Regions from separate parts of the Mus musculus genome. Here regions 2 and 3 are each linked to region 1. The links are chromatin loops, found by intact Hi-C in ENCODE. Cell type or tissue: heart. All regions are shown on one strand.

What was found. Hi-C counts contacts between places; a loop is a spot of excess contacts. Peaks named below come from ENCODE experiments on the same cell type or tissue, not always from the same donor. Only the 100,000 strongest peaks of a DNase experiment are listed, where the experiment ranks them.
Region 2: a loop joins it to region 1, with 2.2 times the contacts of the local background. A loop is called at or near these places in 13 of 42 quality-filtered maps.
Region 3: a loop joins it to region 1, with 1.9 times the contacts of the local background. A loop is called at or near these places in 8 of 42 quality-filtered maps.

Annotation. Positions count from the first base shown.
Region 1 is chr8:22,650,995-22,655,994 of GRCm38, reverse strand. Polb (polymerase (DNA directed), beta) reads left to right here and starts at 2,558. Exons shown (of 14, transcript NM_011130.2): 1 at 2,558-2,681; 2 at 2,878-2,935. The coding sequence starts at 2,621. In heart, no CTCF peak of the experiment used is centred here; a DNase peak (open chromatin) is centred at 2,534; H3K4me3 peaks cover 1,566 bases; H3K27ac peaks cover 1,272 bases.
Region 2 is chr8:22,782,963-22,787,962 of GRCm38, reverse strand. It overlaps Ap3m2 (adaptor-related protein complex 3, mu 2 subunit), which reads left to right. Exons shown (of 9, transcript NM_029505.3): 9 at 1-609. Among named protein-coding and RNA genes, the nearest start is that of Ap3m2, 20 kb to the left of the region's middle. In heart, a CTCF peak has its summit at 2,853 (motif pointing right); DNase peaks (open chromatin) are centred at 3,352 and 4,042.
Region 3 is chr8:22,756,218-22,761,217 of GRCm38, reverse strand. Plat (plasminogen activator, tissue) reads right to left here and starts at 3,496. Exons shown (of 14, transcript NM_008872.3): 1 at 3,390-3,496. In heart, a CTCF peak has its summit at 1,937; DNase peaks (open chromatin) are centred at 2,107, 2,837 and 3,547; H3K4me3 peaks cover 2,350 bases; H3K27ac peaks cover 2,847 bases.

The DNA.
Region 1 (5,000 bases):
AAAATTAGGTACTTATATCTGATCTTGTACAGAGAAGAATTCAAGATGGATGAAGACCTTAATTTAAAACTTGAAACACTGGAACTTCTGGATGAAAATATAGGAAATACTCTCTATGACACTGGGGTGGGTAAAAACCTTCTGAACAGAGTTAATGCCCAGGAACTAGTCTCGGGCATCAACAGATGGGGCTACATGAAGTTAAAATGTTTTGACACGGGAAGAGAAACTATCAGCAAAAGCCAACAGCCTAAATAAGGGAGAAAATCCTTAAACCAGCTAGACTTCAGACAAGGGGCTAGTATGCAGGATTTACAAAGAAGTACAGAAATTGAATACCAAGGAGATCAAGCTGCCAATGAACACGTCTTTTGAACTGAAGAAACAGTTTAAAAAAAAAAAACAAAACCAATACATATCTCAAGAAATGTCCAATATCCCTAGTCATCAGGAACATGCACATTAAAACTACTTTGATATACCCACCTCACCCCAGTCACAACAGCAATCATCAAGGAATCTTATGACAAATGTTGGCGAGAATGTGGGAAAGAGGAACCCTTATTCACTGCTAGTGGAGGTGCAAACTAATGAACAACCATTGTGGAAATCAGTTCAGAGACTCGTCAAAAAAAAAATCCAAATAGTACTCACTTTTGAGTGATTCAGTATTCACTTCTGGGCATATACCCAAAGACTTCCACACCCTACCTGCAGATATTTGCACACCCATTTTTTTCTTTGCTGTTTCATTGACTATAGCAAGGAAATAAAACAAACCTACATATCCATCAACAAATAAATAGTGGACATCTGGTTATATATATACATATATATGTATGTGTGTGTGTGTGTATAATTCATCACCAAAGAAAAAGGAAATCACAGACTTTTCAAGATACAATATATAATATTATGTAAGGATACACACTCAAAAAGAAAAAAAAGCTGCATGTTCTATTTCATGTGTATTCTAGCCCACAGAGCATTGGTGTATACAAATATACAGGTGTATTCTAGCCCATAGAGAGTTAGTGTATACAAATAGACACTTAGGTATAGAGTAACATTTAGAAAGGAGAACAAGAAAGAGTGATACAAAGTAATCAGGACTTAATGCAGGAAAAGGACGGAAGGTGGAGGGAGAGCTAATGCTAATGGAGAGCGAATGCTATTCGCTTTTCTAGCTTTACCACAGTCCACACCGAAGTCCTCTGATCTCCAACCTAGTGAACTTGTTCCAAATGGTGCAGAACTTTTTAGTGGCAGCTTTGGGGGTGGACCTTGCTGCTTCTACAGGGATCACTCCAGTTGTCCCCCAAGCCCTCTTCCTCTTCATTATGTCTCCGTGCACAGGGACCTTCTGAGAGGTGTTTTCCAACTGTTCTGTCTAAATAGAGCTCATCTCGCCCCTCCTGAGGGCTGCCCCATTTCCTTGCCTTGTTTATCCGTGCAGTGTTGTGGTGGAGCTGAGGCCCCATTCCTGCTGAGCATGTCCTCTCACAGTGAATCACTCATTCTTGACTTGCTCTTAGGCCACTTTATTACCCCCTGCCAAGGACATGCGCACAGGACTTGACTTATCACTACTGTACATCCAGTAGCGAAAGCAGTGCCCTGTCCTTGCTAATAAAAATAACTCACTCACCTAAAACAACAACAATGCATTGCTGGACCTGGTGTTGCATACCTATCCCTAGCATCCAGGAGGCTGAGGCAGGAGGATTTCTATGAGTCTGAGGCCAGCCTGCTCTTCATAGTTCTAGGACAACCTGGGCTACATAGATACCCTATCTCAGAACAAAACAGAAACAAGAATAGAAATTTTAGAAGATAAGAGTGGAGTAGAAATGTAAAAGTGTATGTCCCCAAATAATAATACCTAAGTTGGATGACAAGCCCGTCATTGACTTCCCTTTTTCCTTCTATACTCTTTTCAGATTCACCCACACTAGTGTGTATCTTAATAACAATTTATGCCCAAACGAATTGCTGTGTTTGCAGTTAATATGGACCCCCATGAGGAACACTTATAAATGGCACAAGCGCTATATTTCAATTCAAGGACATTGTAAGGGGATCACATATAGAATATGAGTGTTCCATTGCTGTTTAGTTAAGTCAGACACTTCTTTCTTGGGGTCTTTTCCTAGCTTTAGCTTCTCCCACAAGAGGCATGGATACCGAAACAAACAAACGAACAAACAAAGCCAGAACACGTCTTTAGCCGACGGTTGGCATATTTCATTCCATGTTTTACATGGTGTCCAGAAGCACAGAGCAGCTCTTGGATTCTGACAGCAGAACCCGCGCCGGCACGCCTCACAAACAGTACAGGCCGTGTGTTCCATAGCTACTGTCCACAGCAGCCAACGTCCACCTCCGTCTGCATCTCGGGCTCTAAATCAGACTATTCTCAGACCAGGAGAGCAGATTTGATCTCTCAGGCTAACTCACCAGGAGGTAAACCTGACCTCCTAGCTCCCCTCCGCCCAGAGATTCCCCGCACCCGCACCCGCTAGCCCCGCCCCGTAGCCTGGCGCGTGACGTCACCGCGCTGCGCCCTGTCAGGCGCCGCCATTGTTCCACCGGTAAGACCCAGGTGTGGGTCCCCGGCGCCATGAGCAAACGCAAGGCGCCGCAGGAGACCCTCAACGGCGGCATCACGGACATGCTCGTGGGTGAGTCCCGGGCCGCCCTCCGGCTCCTCTGCTCAGCCGGGCCTCGCTTCTCCCACCCCCCCCCCCGCGGGTCGCAGCGCCCCGGCTGCGTCCGTCGCGGCCGCCGGTGGAGGAACCCGCCCACACCTCCATCCCGGGACCCGCGTTCGCGGGGGTGTGTGTACTTGTGTCCTCGAGCCCTTTGTTGTCTTTTCAGAACTCGCAAACTTTGAGAAGAACGTGAGCCAGGCGATCCACAAGTACAATGCGTACAGGTACGTTGTTAGCCGGCGTTCCAGGACATCCTAGTTTGCTGTCACTTAGCAGGGATGGAAAGCCGGTGCCCAGTGGTTCAAAGCTGAGTGGCACTTTATTTAACCTATACAGGGTTTTGGCAGGGCGTTATAGGGTTAATTCAGGAGACTGTACAGTTCCGACTGAAAATAGGTGTCTGATGCATATATTCCCACCATTAATCTTGAATTGACTGGAAATACAGTTTAAAAAACATAATAAACAACAGTAGACGAGATCTGAACTGTGAAATAGATGTAGTTCAGGAAATCGCCTTTCCTTCTGGATGGGCTGTCACCTTCCTGAAAACCAGTTGCCTGCCTATCACTACAAACCTCAGCGGGCACCTTCTCCTGGCCGCTCTTCCCACAGTCAGCTACTTAACCTATAAGCATCCCAAAGCCCCTCAGCTTCTAACAGTAAAAGTAAACTATCCTTGCTTTCCCCAAGCTAGCCCTTACAGCCTTACAGTTAGTGTTCTCCTATAGTCTGTTCCATGCCTGGATTTCCTCATTTGAAGTCGAATTATTATTATTATTATTATTATTATTATTATTATTATATGATTATTTGGGGGATTATAATTACATCATTTCCCCTTTTCCTCTCTCCAAACACTTCCATATATAACCCTCTATGATCTCTCAAATTCATAACCTCCTTTTTTCATTATATATATATATGTGCACATATATATACACACATATTTCGATACACATACATACACACACACATTTTCCTAAATACATAAATACAATCTGTTCCAACTGTGTAATGCTACTTGTATATTTTCAGGGATAACCAACTGATGTGTTAGGAAAGACTGTTTCCTGTAGTTCTTTGTGTAGGGTTGAGGTCCTGACCACTGTGGTGTGTCTGTCACATTCTTCCTTGTTCAGCTCATGTCTGGGCAGTCATGTTAGTAAGACCTTATGAGCATAGCTTCTGACATTACTGGGCAACACAGCCTTCCCGCCATTTCCCTGATGCTCTGACTCTCACAGTCTTCCCATTCCCTCTCCACAGTGTTCCCTGGGCCTTAGGCTTAGGAGTTATTTTATAGATGTATCCATTTAACTTGGCTCCATAACTCTGCATTTTGATTGGTTGTGCTTTTCTATAGTGGTCTCTGTTGCAAAGAGCAGTTTTCTTGATGAGAGGTGAAGGCTACATTTGCTGTGGGTATGTGAAGGCTACATTTGTCTGTGGGTATAAGGATGAACGTGTAGACTGTAGCTAGGGATTGTACTGCTTTGGGAAAGTGGTGGTTGTAGATTCTTCTCTCAGACCTATGACTTTGCTAGCCCTGGGTAGTTGTCTAGGTTGCTGGTAGCAGGTATGATTTACTTCCCTCTTGATGAGTGAATCTTAAGTCCAATTAAAGAGCTGTTGGTTACCACTGAGATATATGTGTCCCCACTGCACCCTTAGAGTTAGCATGCCGTGTAGGTCATTGTGCGTCATAGGTGTCATAGCTGTGTAGGACTGTTGGTGGATTCCCCCCTTTGGAAGCTTGCGTGGTGCCTTCTGATACCATGAAAGCCAGTCCTCAGAGAAGGGAGAGTTCAGGGCAGTGCTAGCTCAGAGGCCTCAGAAATGCATTATTTCTTCAGCAATAGGAACTTACCTTCTACTTCTTTGGTGGCTTTTAGGGTACCACCAAAGGCGTTACCAGTAGCCTGTATGTTTGTTCAAGGTGATAAATATGGTCCTGTTTTTATTCCACTACTTGAGGACATCCAGTTTTCTCAGCACCATTTGGTGAAGATGCTTTCTGAAAATACATCCTGTGTTGGATGATGATTCAAAGCATATACCACTTTCTGGAGAGTCAGGAGCAGCCACCAGGCTGCTGCCACCTAACTGGTGCTGTAACTGTAACTTCAGAAGGCCATTCCATCTTTCTGTCAGACCAGCTGCATCAGGATGGCAGGGAATGTTGTAAGGCCAATGGAGCCCATGAATGTGGGCCCACTGTTGCACTTCTCTGGCTGTGAAGTGGATTGTTTGGTCAAAAACAATCCACAGATGGTAGCTTTGGCAGAA
Region 2 (5,000 bases), 130 kb before region 1:
CAGCTTAGGGCGCAACTTGCCTCTGTGTTGTGCTTGGAGGGAGAAGGAGACCGGCTTCCTTCAGTCTGCATGGCTCTCCTCTGAAGTCCTATTTCTAAGTACTTGGACTTCACTTACTTATTTTCTATCTTTTGGCTAGTGTTCTCTTGCTGCGGTCAGGACTTGTTTTTGCTGCCGAGTAGAGTTTCTCTGTGGTTTCCTCGTGGGGTTGAACTGTGCTATGTGCAATCAGATGTTTCCTACCAGGATCTGCATGAGTGTCCCACACCCTGCTGTGGAGGGTACACACTTTGCAGGTCACTTTCACAGGCTCTGGGGGTGGGGATTCCAAGTTTTCTTGGGTCACAGGGAATTATGTATATTGGACCCTGAGCGCGTTTAAGTTAGTGAGTGCAGCTCATTTATCCCCTCGAGCACAGCATAGCTTGTTTTTTTCTAGGAGGCCGTGTTGGGAGTATAGGATCAGCAGACCTAGGCATCATGGGTACTGCCAAGCCTCGCCAACCCCACCCAGTGATTGTCAGCAAAGGTTGTGCAGGGAAACTTAATAGCTGCTCGCTCTGTGTGTGGTCCATGTTAAAGTCTTAATAAAGCTTTACCAGTCCTGGGGACTATGTCTGGTTACTGAGACTACCCTTCACTAAGTAGAAGGCACTCATTTGAGACATCTGAAACTCTGGGTAGAGTGTGAGTCTCCAGCTACCCTGGGAGATGGGTCATTTAGTGCTGTTTGTAAGGTTGGTGGCAGCTAAGGTCTAGAGGAATCTAATGGTTTCTCCAGGTTGTAAAAGGCAAAGCCATTAAAGCCCCAGGTGCCCATGCCAGTCCTTTCCTGTGTGCCACACGGGCAGAGGGTGGAGCTGCCAGTTCCCAAGTGTCTCTTGTAGAGGTTTTTCTGAGGGAGATGGGCATCTTACTTACTTTTCCATTGCTGGGACAAAACACCTCGACCAAGGCAACTCATTAAAGAAGGTGTTTAATTGGGCTTACAGTTCCACAGGGTTAGAGTCCGTGATGCCGGAGCAAAGGCAAGATGGCAGGTATGATGAGAGCTCACCACTTGACCCACAAGTAGGGGGCAGAGAGCAGAGTGGGAATGACATGGGCTTTTGGGCCTCAGGGCTCACCCCCCAGCGACACACCTACTCCCATAAGACCACACTTTCTAATCCTTTTCAACTGGACCAAGAATCCAAACACAGAGCCTATAAAGAGTGAGTCTCATTCCAAGCACCAGGTGGAGTCTAATGCTGCCAGTTGATACGAGTAGTCACTGATAACTCTCTAAACCAATTTTCTAGACATCTATAGCAGGACTTTCTGGACCTGCCAGAGATTAAATGACGTAGGGACTTACTGATTTCTAGTATAGCTTACGCTTTTAGCTTGGGCTATCTCCCATCTAGCTCATTCAACTTAACCTTATCCTAGCCCACGACACACCATGTGATTAGTTCTTTGCCGCTCTCTCTGTCCCAGTTTGTCCAACCACCTTCTCGGTACCTACAACCACTTCCTTATCTGGTGGTGAATCCCCGCCTCTGATTCTTTTCCCAGAGACCCTCTCTCAGCCTGCCTTCCCTTTCCTGCCTAGCTACTGGCTGTCAGATCTTTATTAAGCCAATCAATGGGTGAGGAAGGAGGGGTATTTACAAAGTACCGAGGCAGATGATGAGGCCTAAGAATAACACCACCAAAGTCAGGCCAGCTCTCAGCTGGTACAGTGATCAGCAATTGTATATACAGAGTCAGCTTTCACACGGTGCACCCCAACAGATGTCTGTTCACTACCTGGAAGTGTGTTGTGCTTGTTAAGAGCTCAGTTTTGGGGCTGGAGAGATGGCTCAGAGGTAAAGAGCACTGGCTGTTCTCCCAGAGGATCAGGGTTCAATTCCCAGCACCCACGTGGAAGCTCACATCTGTAACTCCAGTTCCAGAGACTGCAACTGCTTCACACAGCCAAAACACCATTGAACATTTTTTTTTAAAGTTCAGTTTCTGTTTCTCTTAGACACTACATATGTATGTCTCTATTGGGAGACAGGTTCTATATACCACAGCCTTCATGATGAAATGAAAGGACAGCCTGTGGGGGTAGGGTGGGTGTCACTTCTCTGTTTCCTTTATGTGACTCCAGAGGACTCAAGTCATCAGGTTTGGCTGTAAGTGGCTTCACTCATGGATCCAGGTTGGTTTATTTGGGTTTTTTTGCCCACTTCTCACACATGTCTCTAGTACAGTGCCCTCCCTTTTCCCTAGCAACTTTGCAAATATTAAATGGAAAACCCCAGGAAAGGGCAACCTTTCAGGTTGTGTATTATTCTGAGCAGCGTGATGAAGTCTTTCACTGACTTGCCATCCCACCCTGGCAGGCCCCATCTTTCCCTGGACACAGATCACACCTTGCCCCTGGTCTCGCTGGCCACTAAGGACCGGCCAGTCTCCACTCTTAACAATGGCCATAGTATCTGGTCTCTTTGTGCTCAGGTAACCGCTATTTTATTTAGTAGCCCTACTTCACAAGTAAATGCGGGGGGGGGGGGGTTCGGGGGGGGGTTGGATAGGCCAGTGAAAAAATAAGAAGACTGAAAGAAAATGCTTCCTCTCAATGAGAAATTCAAAGTTCCCAATAAGAACAAAAATCCCACGTGAATGCCTCAGTAAGGACAATACTTGTAACTGAAATTGTAAAGCACTTAAAAAAACATATGCAAAAAACAAAACTCCCACTGGGATCTTGGAATGGGTTCTGTACAGATCAGGGCTGACTGCTGTATCCCTTCCCTCGGTCTTGTTTTAGAGGGATTGGGCCTGGGAGCAGGAAACGTCATCAACTTATATTTTCTTCTATGCCAGTAGGTGGTGACTAGGTGCCATCAAAACTGGTTGTGATTGTTAATGGCTTTAAAAAGGGACTTGATGAGAAGCCCAAGGGATCTGAAACACTAAAGATTGTGTGCTCAGCTTTTGTATACGGAATTGAAGTCTATTAGACCTTGCCATGCACAGACCTGGGCTCTGTGCTCCTCTGGTCTCTGACAACCAAAACCCACCATGCAGTTATCTGGGATCATAGTTGCTCTTTGGGTCTGCTATCCTCTTGTATTACCAACCAGGAATAATGAGGTAGCATTGACTTCCCCTTGACTGGTCCCCTTCTGGTGAATTCCAGACTTCGCACCCTGCATTTCCTAACCAACTCTGGGCAGGGATGAGCTCGCCTGACCCTTTAATATGATTCATATGACCGTCCAGTTGGACACTTCCCTGCAAGAATGAGCAATTGTCTTCATCTGTGTATGGTTTCCAGGACTCCCCTCAGGAATGTTGGGGCCTTTTGACTTTGTATTCCCATCCCAGGAGGCTTTTCAGCTTCGGTTTCAGTCTCAGTAATCCTAGTGTCTGAAGAAAGTCTTTTCCAGTGGGGGAGGGAGGAAGCCAGCTTCCACCCGAGGGCCTGGGAGAGCCTTGCTTCCTGCTATCTCAAGCGTTCTTTTCCAGAAATGAACTGAGATGCACCTCTGTCTAAAATCTTAGATCAGAGCATGAAGGCCGACTCATGTGAAGTCAAGAAATCTATGACTTAGTCTCTGACTCCAATGGGTGGAACTGGTCTGGGTACTTCAGAGATTTCGGGAAATCACCTGACACCTCCCCCATCAAGTCCCTGGCCTTTAGCAAATGTCTTTTGTGAGTTTAAACTACTTTTCTCCCAAGAGCCTCTAACAGGGCAGTACCAATAAATTCTAGAGAGATAAGACTTTTCTTTCTCTTCCAAAATAAGAAATTAATTAGCCACACCCAAAAGCAAGCATTACATCATGAGATAGACTCTTGGAACGAAGATGTGGTGAAGAAAGCTGGGACAGAGGTTGTGTCCCATGATTGGGAAGACAGTGTGCAGGGGCCAGAGAGAGATGAGCCACAGAGTGCATACCACACAGGCCTAAAGTGTGATGCTCCAACCTGTGGCAGAAGGGGAGAAACGGCTTCTGAGAGGTCTCCTCTGACTTGAACACCCGCACTCCCGTGCGTACACACCTGCCGACACCCACGTCACACACACTAAAGAAAGGGGATGCTGGAGAGGCAGGGCTGAAGCAGCACATTTGTGTGCATTGGCTTGCAAGCTAATTGTTCCTGGGGAGTAGAAAACCAAAGCAGAATGGGGGTGGGGGATGGGGGGGGGAGAAAGCAACCAAGACAGTAACGTGTAGTCTGACTGAACCATCTCTGGTTGAGCCGTTGCTGTCAGTAAGGGTTTTCTTCCTCGGTGTTGCCGTAGTTACTGTCCACAGACTAACACAGCTGTCTGCTCAGACTGTGGTCATAGTGTGGTTGATTTTTCCAGATGTATCTTCAGTTTATCACCTCCTGGAACAAAACAGTTATTTGGTCTCCAGGGTTCCTGGTTTCTAGTCTGCAGTCCTGATCGAGAGTTCTTATCAGATGGGGGAGGGGGGATAGGGCGGGGGGGGGGGCTGCAGCTCAGTGGTAGAGTACATACAAGGCCCTCAGTTCAACCCTCAGTCCCATGATGGCAGGTTGTAGCTTTGTGCCAGCAAGATGGCTCAGTGAGTAGAGATGCCCACTCCTGAGTCGAAGCCCCAGGATCCGCACGGTGAATGCAAAGAACAGACTCTGCCACATACCCCGTGACTTCCACATATGCAATATAACTGCCCCCCCACATACAATAAATATTTCAAAAGACTTTTTTTTAAAGTTCACTTAAGTTCCATGTCAACTCTCCCTGCCCTATTTCTTCTTAAAAAATGTATTTACTTGTATTTTATGTACATTGTGTTTTGACTGCGTGTATGTCTGTGTGAGGGTGTCGGATCCCCTACAACTGAAGTTACAGACAGTTGTGAGCTGCCATACGGTTGCTGGGAATTAAACCCAGGTCCTCTGGAATAGTAGTCAGTGCTCTTAACCATTTAGCCACCTCTCCAGCTCCCTCCCCCATTCTATTTCTATTGGGTGGCACCCAGAATATT
Region 3 (5,000 bases), 110 kb before region 1:
AGTTTTCAAAGCACCTTATGTTCATTAATTACTTAAGGTTTCAGACCTCACTTTACAGACATGAAAATGAGACAGAACTTCAAAAGGACTCCTTGAGGTGGTAGTTTGAGGACTGCCACCTGCCTCCCAAGCTGTCTGAGCTCTTCCCACTAACGGTCTGCATGATCCTTGTTTGTGACATTTTTTAGTTTTAATTTCTGGTGCTCTGGATTGGACTCAGAGCCTTGCATTTGCTAAGCGCATGCTCAGCCACTGAGCTGCAACTCAACCCTACTGATAACACTCTTAAACGGCTTTAAAGAGAGCAGACACTTCTCAATGCTAGGAACAGGACCCTTGAACTTAGACCCCCAACAGCCACTTACAGGTGTGGGTGGGCAATGTTGCCCCTCTGAGCCTCAGTTTCCTGGGCTTCCCAATGGGCTAATCTCTTCTATCTTGTATAGTTTTTGAAAGTTAAAGGAGCTATAGATACAGAACCTGGAAGCCTGATGCACGGCCGGTGTGCACCGGGCTTCAAGTGAATGTCCTCATCAACAGGACTCAAGTTGTTCGAAGCTACTGATAAAGAAGAGGTACCAAGCTCTTTGGGATGTGTGTGGGGGTGGGGCACGGTCCTCCTGGTCTTCAAGGGTTAATAACGGTTCCTTTTTCCTTGCACATATGACATGATAGAAAGCCCAGGTTCTGCACCAGGGTCAGAGAGCAGTACACACAGGAGCCATTACTTCCTGAATGCAGAGTGATATCTTATATCCCCATCTTCAATCTGTTTTTCTGGTTTGCCTTTTTCAGGACAGTTTTTCCACCCCACAGCAGGGCCTCTGAAACTCTCTGGGCATCTGGAATCAGCACTTGCCACATTTAGCTGCTTCAGTGGAATCATTAAGGTATAAGCTAACAGGATATTTGCTTCCACAGAATAGACTTGCAGTAGAAAAGTCTACAACGTATGGGACCAGTCTATGCCTGCAGTGATCATTTCAGAGGCACAGGGTGGACTCGGGTCTGTTAGGTCAATCCCCAAAGAAAACTCTAGAGGCTTCTCTCTGATGTGTCAGGAGCACTGAACATGAAGAACAGCTGGCCTGTGTTTTCTGAGCTGCTGACACAGCTCTCCTGGACTGTGCCTTTAAACATTCCAGAGAAATTTGTGATACATGACCAGCAATCTGCTTCATTTGTTTTTCCAGTAACCAAGAATTGAGTTCATCTTACCTTGCACTCCTATCTATAAAAGTTAGTCTCCCAGGCATCATGAAAGTAGACAGTTGGGCCAGTATTAAAGATGATGGTACTTGACCAAGGCTTTGTGAATCTCTACCTGTAACTTAACTTTCCTTTCCTTTCCTTTCCTTTCCTTTCCTTTCCTTTCCTTTCCTTTCCTCCTGAAACAGGATCTCACTTATCCCAGGCTAGCCTTGAGCTTCTGATCTTCTTGCCCACATCTCCTGAGCACTAGGGATTACAAGTGTTCACTGTAACACCAAGTTTACCTGGTGCTGGGAATCAGGCCTAAAGACTCTCTGCATTCCACGTGAACACTCTGCCAACTAAGCTGCAGCCCCAACTCCAGCTCCGTCCTCTAGAAATCTGGGTCGTCAGCACCCGACTGGGTTTGAAGTGAGACCTATCCCATGGCCAGCTCAAAGCTGGCCTTCAGTTCTTGGTTTCTGCATTTAGTTGCTTCCTGCAGCATTTTCTGACACCCAAGAGAAAAAAAAAAAAGAAACAAAAAAAGCTATTCTGAGACAATAGATGCACAGCTGCCAGAACTCAGATTGCACTGTTTCAGCTCAGACCACCAAAGGCTCCCACTCACAGAGACCTGGTGTCTCGGGATGTGTGTGAACTTTACACTGTGAATGGCGTTAAGTCTATTAACTGTGGCTGATAAGCCGTGTTTGCAGCCTCCACCATTAGATGGAGGACGAGCACATGTGTTTTCACCTTACAACCCTCACACCAGTCTTTCCAGTCCACGAGCCTGGCAGGCAACTCTGAGTCACTCTCTGGCTTTGGCCGAGCACCCTGCTCAGTGAGCAGTCTTGATGTGTGCAGCTTCAGTCCCCAAAGCCTTAGCGGAAATATAGATGTTCCTCTGCTCCTCCCGGCTGCATCAAGCATCCTGGGTCTGGGAGAGAGCAGGCCAGCTGCTGTAGAACTCACAGGAGACTTTCCAAATAATCTGGGGGTGTCCTGGAAACTCCGTCCTAATCCAGTTGGTCCGGGGTGGGGGGGTGCAGCTAGTACTGCCCCTGCCAGGATACAGGCTGGCTCTCCTAAAAACACTTTAGGTGGATTGAACAGGATGGTCAGAGGGACTGTTTACATTATAGTGTTTCCAGTATCTGGTCTGGGGCTGAATATTATTTAACCCTCACTGGCTGTGCCCACTCTACCTTCCACTGACCTGCATAGATTTGTTCTGGACAGGCCACGTCTGGATCTCAGTGAAAATCCCTAGCTGTATTTTTCTGTAAGTGTACTCCAGTTGTATTTGTGACGCGCTCGCAGGATTGTTAAATATCCACCACCACAACAGACACACGTTTTTTGTATATGCCCCTGCCCCATTATCAGCTGCGGAAGACCACGGCATCATTCTAAGCTGGCCATCAAATTAAAGCATTGCTACTGCTTTTCTTTGCACTGAAGCTTCGTCCTTAGTTATCTTGGAGCGCTGCATACTTTCCTCCCACGCCCACACCATCTCTCCCTCCCCCCACTCCATCCATCCTCCCGCTGTTTCTGTGAGGTTAAGAAAACAAAGGTCCTGAAGGAATCCAGAGAGCCTTTAGACTCTTCCAGCTGCAGCATGAAAAAGCAAACACATCTGTGCTTGATGTCCAAGGGTGAGATTGACTGGAAGAACGGAAGAGAGGATGCGATGAACTCCCGAGAGACGAGAGGTTTTGCATCCTGACTCCCACTAGTAATGAGAGGTTCCTAAAAATCTCAGCTTCTCTCTGCCAGCCTAGTTAATCATGCTGCCCAGGCAAAATGCCCCCTCCTTGATGCCCAGCCTGTTTTTTAGTGTGTTCCTTGGTCAGAAGGTAGCCATACAACTCTGGCTTCTCAGCTCAGGAAGGCAGCTGAATCTAGTTACTGCCCGTTAGTGCTGCTCCCATTGTCTGTTGAAAGAACCGGAGTCATTCTGTTTGCTTTCTCCCCTGTGCAAGCAAAACTTCTGCAAGAGACACCTCTCTCCCATTCTCTCCCTCTCACCTCAGCTTACCCAGGGTCATTGCAAAGAACCCTGGATGATGCTGGCTGGTCCTCTGTCTGTGCTTCCATTAAGCATCCCTTCACTGGCTCAGTTTGCCCCCAAAGACTTTAAAGGGACAGAAGAAGAGTCAGCTGTTAGATACCGGCAGAAATTAACTTACCGAGAGTGCTTGCTTCTTTCCCACTCTTGCAGGGGCCTCTCCTTGACGCTGAGCTCTTGAGTTCCTGCAGGCTCTGTCTCCCTGAACAGCTCCAGCCAATTTGAAGGATGAAGAAGGGGTGGGGCCAGAGGTGTGGGCGGGGTTTCTCCTCTGCTGGTGGGTGGACTGAGGAGCCAATGGAGCAGCCGGTGTCTCTAAGGAGGGGGAGGAAGTGCGCGCGGAGGAGCACAGCCAGTCTTGGCTTGCCGCCAGTTTGATTATTCACCGTACTGATGTCATCGAATCACAGGAATTTTCAGAGTTGGAGGGGACTTAAGACTCATCCTGTTTTAAAACCCCGGTCTCAAAGGCCTAAAAGGAACTGTAAGGATCTGCTGCTCTAAGCTCCTGTCTTGACCCATGAGTTTATAGTTCTAAACAGCCCCGCCCAGTTGGGGATGGGGGAGAGGTCTTCTGGAATTTGAAGCAACTACCCCTCAGGACACGTGGGCAATTAATTGGCCGGGCAGATGATGATAAGCTGGGTTGGGTGTGACTGGAGATAGAACGCACATGACTTTTGGTGCGCTCCCTACCTCTGACCTGCTCTCCTAGACTGAGGTGCTTCTCTGCGGCATCTCAGCAGAGATCTCTCAGAGAATTGAGAAAAGTGGGGAAATGGGCAGGTCTCTCAGCCTCAGCACCCTGAAATTCTATCCTAAGCCATCCTTCTTCTAAGCCCCACACCCCGGAGGCAGACAATAAAAGCTCCTGAAAACTACTATTCTGATGACCCTTTCACAACCTACCAAAGCCTCGGCAGTCTCGGGGCACCAGGTCACCCAAAATTCCAGTTTAGTCTTCATCTGCAGCTGCTTGCACATCAGAGGGGTGGGCGAGTGGCCTCTGTCAATCTCGGCTGGCGTGGAGCTGAGAGGAGGGTTTCTCAGTAATCACAGGTGCCCTGAGTTTTGCTAAATGCACACTCCCCTCCATAAACACACACACACACACACACACACACACACACACACACACACATCCTCCGAAACCCCAGCTTTTGTGTTTCTACCACCTGTGAGTCTGTTTCCCCTGTCAGACTCCGGGGGGTGGGGGTGGGGGGGGGTGGGAAGCAAGACTGAAGAGCCAGAAATACAAATGGGAAGCTGATACCATAACAATGGGAACTTTGATTTTAGTCAAAGGATTGCAGGGGGGTGGGGTGGGGGGAGTGAAAATAAATCTTAATGATATCACATCCTGGGAAACTTGCCTAGGAGCCCTTTGCTCCAAAGGGCTCCAAGTACAATAACTTGGGGGCAGATGGATAAGAAAATGAAGTGCTGAAGAAAGAGTTCCTAAGGCTAGCTTCTGCAATGGGGGTCCTCTCTGTAGTGTGTGTCACCTGTGGGGGCAGAGAGTTGGCTTAATGATCCCTTTGTTGGGGGCAATGGAAGTGGACAGCTGACGAGGTATCAGGACAAAAACCATGATGAGAAAACTAATTAAGAAGTGATGTGATTCCCAGGATAGCCCAAGGAAAGAGAAGTGGGCAAGAAGCTGACAACACAGCTATTAACCAGGAGGCAGGTGCTCTGTGTACAGACTAAAAGCATCTCCTTTAAAAGGGGA